Regions from separate parts of the Homo sapiens genome. Here region 1 is linked to region 2. The links are chromatin contacts, found by Hi-C or POLR2A ChIA-PET in ENCODE. All regions are on one chromosome and are shown on one strand. Each heading gives the region's core, a stretch centred on a gene start or an enhancer-like site at or near the end of the contact. The rest is flanking DNA. Distances are from core to core; before and after follow the strand shown. Region 1 overlaps RABGAP1L (RAB GTPase activating protein 1 like). Region 2 holds the start of RC3H1 (ring finger and CCCH-type domains 1).

Region 1 (4,672 bases), core at 1,743-4,242, 770 kb after region 2:
TACATGTTCTTGAAGGAACACCAAATGGTAATGAGTACTTTGCTAAATAACGTTGACCTTTATTTATTTTCTTATGGATTTTATGCTGCTTTACTATGTGTCAGTATCCCTCCCTTCTTTTAGAAATCCATAAACATTGCACTTGCTTTCATTTTGAACTTTCTTCTTACTAATTTAGACATTAAATAAAAGAGACATATATGCTTATTATCCCCTAGTTTAATATATATATTTTAAAAAGTTAAGCTGATATTTTAATTTTATTTCTTCACGTGAGCATCATTTATTCATTTGTTCATTTACTCAATATGTATTTAAATGATCTCTGACCACAGTGACTAAAAACTGTTGGGTACTAGAGGTGCGAAAATGAATATGTTGTGTGGTTAATCTCAGAGTTTCACTGGGAAGTAGGGGAGACAGACGTGCCTACAAATAATTGTCGTAGAAGAGTTGTTATTGTAGGGTCATAAATGGGACAGGATGCAAAGGCAGAGGAGGGAAGTAATGACAGGGATGACTTGAAAGAGAAAGTGAGGCTGGACATAGTGGCTCACACCTGTAATCCCAGCACTTTGGGAGGCCGAGGTGGGTGGATCACCTGAGGTCAGGAGTTCCAGACCAGCCTGGCCAACATGGTGAAACCCTGTCTCTACTAAAAAAACAAAAATGAACCGGGCGTGGTGGTGTGTGCCTGTAATCCCAGCTACTTGGGAGGCTGAGGCAGGAGAATCGCTTGAACCTGGGAGGTGGAGATTGCAGTGAGCTGACATTGCACCATTGCACTCTGGCCTGGGTGACAGAGCAAGACTCTGTGTCAAAAAAAAAAAAAAAAAAATAAGAGAAAGTGACATCTGACTCTTGAAAGATTAGCAAGACAAAACAAGGAATGATGTTTTAGGCAACAAGAACAATATATGTAGATAAGAAAAGCATAATTTTTAAAAAGCATATTTGGGAAATAATGAGAAGTTTCATGAGGACATTGGGCATGAGGGGTCAAGGTGACAGATGCAATTGGAAAGGTAGGATAGATCTAGCTTGTCTGAAGGATGTCTTGTGCTTTGAACCTGTGGACCAGAGGATATGGATACTTTCAGACAATTGCATGATCAAATGTTTTGTTTTAGGAAGATAATTTGGAGGCGAAAAGACTGAAATGTGAAGGTACTGGTAATACATATGGAGAATAGTTAGGATACTATTAGAATAGTCTGGGGGAGAAATAATGAAGGCTTCTTTAACCAAGGCTGCAACAATAGGGGTGTAGAGGGGCAAACTGAGCAGCATTTCCCAGGTACTGTAGGGAACTTGGGTACAGTTGGATATGTGAGACAACGAATAGTGAGTCATTACTATCCTCCACTTTTCTTTTATCTTCCTTTTAAAAACTTCCCTGTCCTGGTCTCTCTTTAATTTTAAGGAAAAGAGCTGCTAAAATGTGTGCTTTATAGAGAAAGAAGCTTACTAGACCTTACATGTTCTCACTTATGGCATTTAGTGATAACCAGGGTGTCCCTAAGCAATTGAATAGTGATACCAGACCAGCTTCTGCATGGTACAGCTTTAATGTATTATTGTTTGAACTTCATTAATAATTAGACTTGCGACGAAAGTAACCAGTTCAAGTGATCTTATAATCAACTTTGTGCCTCAGCACCTGGAACTTTGAGAGAGCCACTGTGTTCATTTATCAGGAGGCATTCTGCTTCCTCTGTGGTGTGCCATTCCCTGACTTGGTAAAGAATATTGTCTCTCTGGCAGTTTTGTATTAGTGAGTTATACAAAGGAGGTCATAGCAAACCACCTGTACTTTAGAAAGTTAACACAGAAACACTGAAGAGGTATTTCTTCTTTGTGGTACTTCTTATATTCAAGCTTGGCTCTATTTCCGTAGCACACCAGTCCAGGCTCTCATTTTCTCACATTCGATTGACTACAAGAGCTTTCTGACTTGTCTACCTTCAGTCTCTTCCTCTCTTAAGCTGTCCTGCCCTCTGCTATTAGATTAATCTTTCTAAAAGGTAATCTTCGTAGCATTCCTCACCTACTTGTTGTCCAGTACCCATCTTTTTGGAATTCCATTTTCATCATAATTTGGCCTCAGATGTACTTACTGGCCTCAAATGTACCTATTGGACACATTGGGATGAAGTCTTGTTCTGTTGCCCAGGCTGGAGTGCAATGGCATGATCTCGGCTTACTGGAACCTCCATCTCCCAGGTTCCAGTGATCCTCGTGCCTCAGCCTCCTGTGTAGCTGGAATCACAGGCGTGCACCACCACAACTGGCTAATTTTTTTGTATTTTTAGTAGAGATAGGGTTTCACCATGTTGCCTAGGCTGTTCTCGAACTCCTGAGCTCAGGCCATCCTCTCTCTTCAGCCACCCAAAGTGCTGGGGGTTCAGGTGTGAGCCACTGCAGTCAGCCTGTTTTATGCTTTTAAGTTTCTTCTCTTTCCTGAAGTAGTTGACTGTTACATAACATGTATTATCCAAAGTTCACAGGATACTCTAAATACCAATATTATGATATCCTTATTTTTAAATATAGAAACCTTTCTCCTCTTACCAAAAACCACAGTGACTCAGCTACTTGCATGTCTAAAATGGTCTCTGCATTTTTCTGTGGCTAGTCTTTATGATGGTTATAGATCAGTAATAGCCTTTTTGGAAGCATAATATTATGTATTAATCATGGCATTCTTAAGGAATCACTGCAATTAACCAGGTAGACCAATTTAGTTGGACCGTGGTCTGTTTTTTTAGTATGTAAAAACATGGGTTCAGGGGATTAAAACAACTCAACATTCATGAAGAATATATTTTCAGATGCTCTTACATTCCCTGATTTTTCAATACTGCTACGATTTTTTTTTACAGAGTTTCTTTACTTATGAAATTGATATAAAATAACTGCCTTGTCATAAGAATGTATAATAACTGAGAAGGGCAAAGACTGTAAGCTAAATTTACTCAGCATCTGCTACATGGGAGTGACTCAGTTCATTGCTCAGCAAACCCACAAGTTACTGTGTTGTGTCTCTGTGGGGTCTCCTGGGGAGAACAGAAACAATAAATGTTAAATCTGTAAATGTGTCAAGGGGTCACTGTGGTTGACTCTTGGTTGCTAAAGGAAACAGAGGTTCTAAGGCCCTGTAAAATTATAATATTTCAAAGTGAAAATGAATGAATTAATAGAAGAAGCTGAGACAAGGATCTTATTTTGTGTTTGTTTTCCTCTCAATACCCTTGCCAATTAACATTTTTTGAATCTCTTGCTCTTCTCCACTGTAAGCCTGCCCTGATATTTTCTAATTGGATACAGAGATAATACATAACTGGCCAGGTGTGGTGGCTCATGACAGTAATCTTGGCACTTTGGGAGGCTGAGGTGTGCAGAGCACTGGAGGCCAGGAGTTCAAGACCAGCCTGGCCAACATAGTGAAACCCCATCTCTACTAAAAATACAAAAAAATTAGCTGGCTGTGGTGGCTCACACCTGTGGTTCCAGCTGCACAGGAGGCTGAGACACGAGGATAACTGAAACCTGGGAAGCAGAGGTTGCAGTGAGCCGAGATCATGCCACTGCATTCCAGTCTGGGAGACAGAGCAAGACTTTGTCTCAAAAAAAAAAAAGAGAATACGTAACAAAGAAGTAAGAAAACAATTTCAAGTGGTGATAAATGTCATAAAAGAAATAATACAAATTTTTTACTGCCCTTCATTAGATAAAGATAGTAAGAGAGAAGGCCTCTGGGCCGGGCACGGTGGCTAATGCCTGTAATCCTAGCACTTTGGGAGGCCAAGGTGGGTAGATCACCTGAGGTCAGGAGTTCGAGACCAGCCTGACCAACATGGTGAAACCCCGTCTCTACTAAAAATACAAAATTAGCCAGGCATGATGGCTGGCTATTTTTGAATGCCAGTAATCCTAGCTACTCAGTAGGCGGAGTCAGGAGAATCGCTTGAACCCAGGAGGCAGAGGTTGCAGTGAGCCAAGATTGCGCTATTGCACTCTAGCCTGGGCGACAAAAGTGAAAAAAAAAAAGAAAAGAGAAAGCCTCTGTGAGCAAAATGACATTGGAATTGAATGATGCAGTAGAGCTAGCCATATGAAGATTGGCGGCAAAAACGGTGCAGAGGCCCTTCTGAAATTCTGCTGCATCTATTTGAAGCCATGAGTGTGTGTGTGTGTGTGTGGGCAGGGGGCGGGGGGTATGTGTTTATGTATGGTGGGAGAGCTAGAGTGGGAGGAGGCTGTGCAATCTATTACCACCTTTGTTTCACAACATGGACTTGTCCATTTCAAGAAAAAAAAAATGAGGCTGAGCGTGGTGGCTTACACCTGTAATCCCAGCACTTTGGGAGGCTGAGGTGGGTGGATCACTTGAGGTCAGGAGTTCGAGACCAGCCTGGCCAACATGGTGAAACCCCGTCTCTACTAAAAATACAAAAATTAGCCTGGCGTGCTGGCACGTGCCTGTAATCTCAGCTACTTGGGAGGCTGAGACAGGAGAATTGCTTGAACCCAGGAGGCAGAGGTTGCAGTGAGCCAAGATCGTGCCATTGCACTCCAGCCTGGGTGAAGAAGAGAGACTCCATCTCAAAAAAAAAAAAAGAAAAAAAAATGAATGTCCCTATCTTGACATATTAATTTTGTAGAAATAAAT
Region 2 (4,475 bases), core at 1,392-3,891:
ATGTGAACTTAAGTAATAAGTATTGATACTGAAGAAGGGACAGTTGAGTTTGTGTCAAAACTTAAAACTGTTTTGACACAAAATAAATAAAAACAATTCCCTAAATTTTTTTCCTATTGAACAGAAATACGGACCCAGACTAAGCCCATAAATTGCTGGGTCAATAACCAATCTGAAATACAAAACCTTACCACTTAAAAATATTTATTTTCAGGAAAATGATATTAAATATGAGGTAAATCTGCCCTTGACATAACACGGTGAGATTGTTTTCATAACACAGCACATGAACCACTTAAAACTTACAACCTATAAATTACTACAATTGTTCTAATAGGTTTAGGGCCATACATAAATTTAAGTATCATTATAACACAGACTTTACTTGGAATCTGTGCTGACCTAACAAAATTAGCACAGAAAAAAAAAAAAAATCACAGATTTGAGCACCTGAAAAACGGTGTCCTTTCTGAAATATCTGCAAAAAAGTCACAACATCAGGAGCCATAGAAAGTTGTTATTTCTCCATCATTCAAAAAATCAAAACATCTCCAACATTATTTATGCTAAGCATAAAATGAAGGTCAGTATTGATATTCATTCACTATACTTCAAATCCTAAACAAGAAAATTCAACCTTTATGTTTATTCAATTGCTAATCTATTCAGTGTCAATTGTTGTGGAAGAACTAAGAACTAGACTAGTGCTGCTTATAATGTTTTTAATTAGAACAGACTTGGACCAATTCTACTTAGAAATTTACCCTTAGAAGAGGTGAAAGATATTAACTGGCATCTTTTCAGCACAGGTCAGTGCTGAAAAGAACACAACCTATAACCCTTAGGCCTTGCAGTTGAATGTTAACAAGTGAAAAGCAATCTCCTTGGATGTATCCAAGCGATTTTAATATAAATTTCTGCATACCTAGGTAGAAAGTACTTTAGAAATAAATCTACCTTTTCCCTCACTTGTAAGAAAATGTGGTAGAAGCCTTGAAAAATTAAGTTTAAGGCTGAGCGAGGTGGCTCACGCCTGTAATCCAAGCACTTTGGGAGGCGGAGGAGGGCAGATGACTTGAGGTCAGGAGTTCCAGACCAGCCTGGCCAACATGGTGAAACCCCGTCTCTACTAAAAATACAAAAATCAGCCGGGCATGGTGGCGGGCGCCTGTAATCCCAGCTACTCCGGATGGTGAGGCAGGAGAATCGCTTGAATCCGGGAGGTGGAGGCTGTAGTGAGCCGAGATTGTGCCACTGCAATCCAGCCTGGGTGACAGAGCAAGACTCCGTCGCAAAACAAAACAAAAACGAAATCAAATTTCAAACTCAGAGAAAAGACTGGTCTTGAACAATTTCAGGAAAAATTACTGAAACACGAGACAAGGCACAAGAAGCTCTATGGCCGGAGATGAACCACCTGTCTCCTTTCGAAGTGCTTCCTGAGGTCCACTTTATGCTAGTTAATGTTGCTTCTTATACTGCATGTTAGTAATTCAAAACGCCTAGCTGGAATAAAAGTCCTCTTTAAACATTACAGTTTGTCTCCGCGTTGCCAGTGTTTGTTTCCAGTTTCATAGGCTATTCTGGTATGTCAAGAGTTGTGTTATTACTGTTCCAAAAGAGCCCTTGTTTCAATCCACTCTCACCTGGGATGCGGGCATAACTGATGTTTATAGAACTGATACTTAGAGATGTTTAGAGAGGCGCATCCCTTACCACTCCATCCTTTACCGATAACCACATTTTATATGTTTTTGTTGCATTTAAGTTTTTTGTTTTTTTTTTTTAAAGACACCTGCACACACACAATTTTCCCATCGCCAGCAGGGAGAAGACTACCAGGCTAGATCTCCAGGGACTTCAGGGAAACAGACACCGTGAAATCCACTTGGCCAAAGAAGGGGAGCGCTTCAGGGGCTGGGGGAGGAAGCAGCCCTGAGGTGCTGGGAGGCCGAGGCGGCGCCTGTTTACAGACGCCTTCGCCCTCCCCCACCCCCACAGACTAGGGGTCCAAAAAGCAGTTCCCGTGCGCATTCCCCGCCTGGCCCAGGCCCTGGGAGTACCACAGGAGCCAGGTAGCCCTTTCGCCCCCTCCCTCTCGTCCGAGCCTCCCTTCGTCCTCCTCTCGGCCTACCTACCCCGACAGGCCCTACAGGCGGCATGCAGAGGCCTGAGGCCTAAAGGACGCCGGCCACTGACAAGCCCCAGAACAGCCGGCGGGGGCCCTGAGGAGCCTGGGGCCGGCCGGGCTGCCGCTGCCGCGGAGGAGCAGAGGGCGGGCGAGGACAAACCCTTCCCGACCACAGCTGCCTATTGTTCCCGACTGAGGCCCCGGCCGCGGCAGCCCCGCTCCCCAAGTCGCCGCCCGCCGCTCGCTCACCGCGCTGGTCCGAGCAGCAGCTCCTCTCAGCTCCGAGTCCCCGCGGCCGTCGCCACCGCCGCGGCAGCCGCCGCCGCCGCCGAGGCCACCGTTGACTCTGATTCTGTCCCAGGCCGCCGGGCCACGGCTGCCGCCGCCACCGCCAGCACCGCCTCCGGCCTCCCACCTGCTGCTGCTGAGGCTGCTCCTGCAGCAGGGGCCATCTTGTTGCTCGGCCTCCTCTTCCTCCTCCTCGTCCTCCGCCGCCCAGTCGCTCGTTGTCCTCGTCCCCTTCCTCTTCCTCAGGCTCCGGCCCGCCCCGGAGACTGGGGCGGAGACGAGGGCGAGGATCCTCCCTCAGGAGGCGGGGCGGGCGGAGGGGAGGGGCGGGCGCGGGAGCAAAGCTCTGAGTCACCGGCCACCAACGCCCGGAGGGAGACCGGCGACGCTCTCCGCCGCGACCGAAAGTCTCACACGCCCTGAGCAGATGAACCGGTCCCTCGGTCCGGTCTGCCCTCCCGCACCGGCGCCTTTGGGCTCAGCGGGCCAGTGGCCAGATGGCGAGAGTAAATTGGGGGAATTTCTTTCGTTTCCATCGAACCCCACACTACGTCTACTCTTTCGGCTTTCTCAGCCGTTGTCCCCCAACTCTTGTTTCTTTTTCACGTCTTGTCCCCCACCCCATTTTTCTTCTTCCATATTATCCAGGTTCTGGATCTCATCAGCTTTGTCCTCGTCACCCCTCTGGGAGTTCAGCCTCCTAAGGCTGTGAAACAGCCCAAAAGGCCCGGACACGCTACTCCAAAACGTCTCTCCTGGGCTGTGTGAACAATAAGAGCTATTTGGGGACGACAGGAAAAGATATGGCCCATAGAAGGGCTCCTGAAATCTAACCTTGCGACTCTTTAAAAGTTTCTTGTCCCTTGTGGAAAAGGTGCCGTTTTGGTTTTGGGGAATGGGAGGTCCCTTCAGACAATTCATTTTAGCCAAACCCTCGCTTTTGAGAAGGGGAAGAAATGGGATTATTGTAACACCATACAGTACTAATTTCAAAATAAATCATCTAGAATAGAGGAGAGAGAGAGTCCCCAAATAAACAACCATTTAATACCTCTACTCGGCGCTATCACCTTTTTTGCTTCAGGATTTGACCAAGAGAGCAGAGATTATGTTTTTCTGTCCTTTCTTCACTGTTTACATCACAGTACCCCAAGAGAAGCACTTCTGCCTTTAACTTGATACATTGGAATCGCTATCACAGATAGTGTTTTTGTATTATTTTTAAGAAATATCACACACCTTCCTAAACTCTTGGCAGAGAAGAATTCTTTTTAGTTGTTAGCACCCTCCTGCTACTGAGATCTCAGCTTCTGTTTAGAAGACCTATTGTTGTCTTTCCACTGATTGGAATTTGCTGCCTCTGAACTGGGTTTAATCTGTAATCGTCTTTTCAGCCTACTAAATAGTAACCCCAGTCCTACAGAGAGTGAATTTCTAGCTACCACAGGGGGATTTAGGTTAGCATGTGCCAATCTAAAGGGATCTCTTAAAGCCTTTCCCTTCTCAGACCAGGCCTCTGTACCCTGCTAGGAAAAACAGATTAATCTGCTCCTCCTGCTTTTCCTCCTCCTCCCTTCTTCTCACTCCTAGGGAACCTTCCACAACAGAAGGTTTTAGCGACTGTTGCTAGGCAAACATGCCAACTTCCTTGTTTAGGTGAAGCGAGTAACTCAACTTCCATTGCAAGTAACCTAGATAATGTAATTTCTTTGAACTATTAATAGTTATACCACAGTTGGTAAGGCTCCTTAAAGGTTCCCTTAAGCAGTATGATTTTTACGTTGTTTATTTTTATCTCGTCAATATTTCAATTAAAAATACGTTAAAGGACAGATAGATGCAGTGGCTCACGCCTGTAATCCCAACATTTTAGGAGGCTGAGGGGGGCGGATCACCTGAGGTCCGGAGCCTGACCAACGTGGAGAAACCCCATCTCTACTAAAAATACAAAAATTAGCCAGGTGTGGTGGCGTGCACCTATAGTCCTAGCTACTCGGGAGGCTGAGGCAGGAGAATCACTTGAACCTGGGAGGTGGAGGTTGTAGTGAGCCGAGAT

Evidence for each region. A loop is a pair of places that touch in the nucleus more often than their neighbours do. ChIA-PET counts read pairs that join two places held with the same protein, here RNA polymerase II (POLR2A). Pooled maps may share reads with other maps.
Region 1: a loop to region 2 is called in a pooled map, with 3 times the contacts of the local background. The contact joins the enhancer-like site here to the promoter of RC3H1 in region 2. A Hi-C loop is called at or near these places in 9 of 50 pooled maps. POLR2A ChIA-PET finds 5 or more read pairs at or near these places in 2 of 52 experiments (CD4-positive, alpha-beta memory T cell and activated B cell).

The regions. Positions count from the first base shown.
Region 1 is chr1:174,786,584-174,791,255 of GRCh38, forward strand. The region is part of intron 18 of RABGAP1L (RAB GTPase activating protein 1 like); the gene reads left to right. Among named protein-coding and RNA genes, the nearest start is that of RABGAP1L-AS1, 170 kb to the right of the region's middle. RefSeq lists a silencer at 477-536 and an enhancer at 2,912-2,971. Within about 2 kb of position 2,993, at least 3 of the 41 ENCODE cell types and tissues checked have a DNase peak (open chromatin) inside an H3K27ac peak, as active enhancers do.
Region 2 is chr1:174,019,716-174,024,190 of GRCh38, forward strand. It overlaps RC3H1 (ring finger and CCCH-type domains 1), which reads right to left and starts at 2,642. Exons shown (of 20, transcript NM_172071.4): 1 at 2,381-2,642. It overlaps RC3H1-DT (RC3H1 divergent transcript), which reads left to right and starts at 2,768. Exons shown (of 2, transcript NR_187284.1): 1 at 2,768-2,925; 2 at 3,068-3,475. RefSeq lists enhancers at 1,268-1,387, 1,452-1,991 and silencers at 2,198-2,517, 2,628-2,877.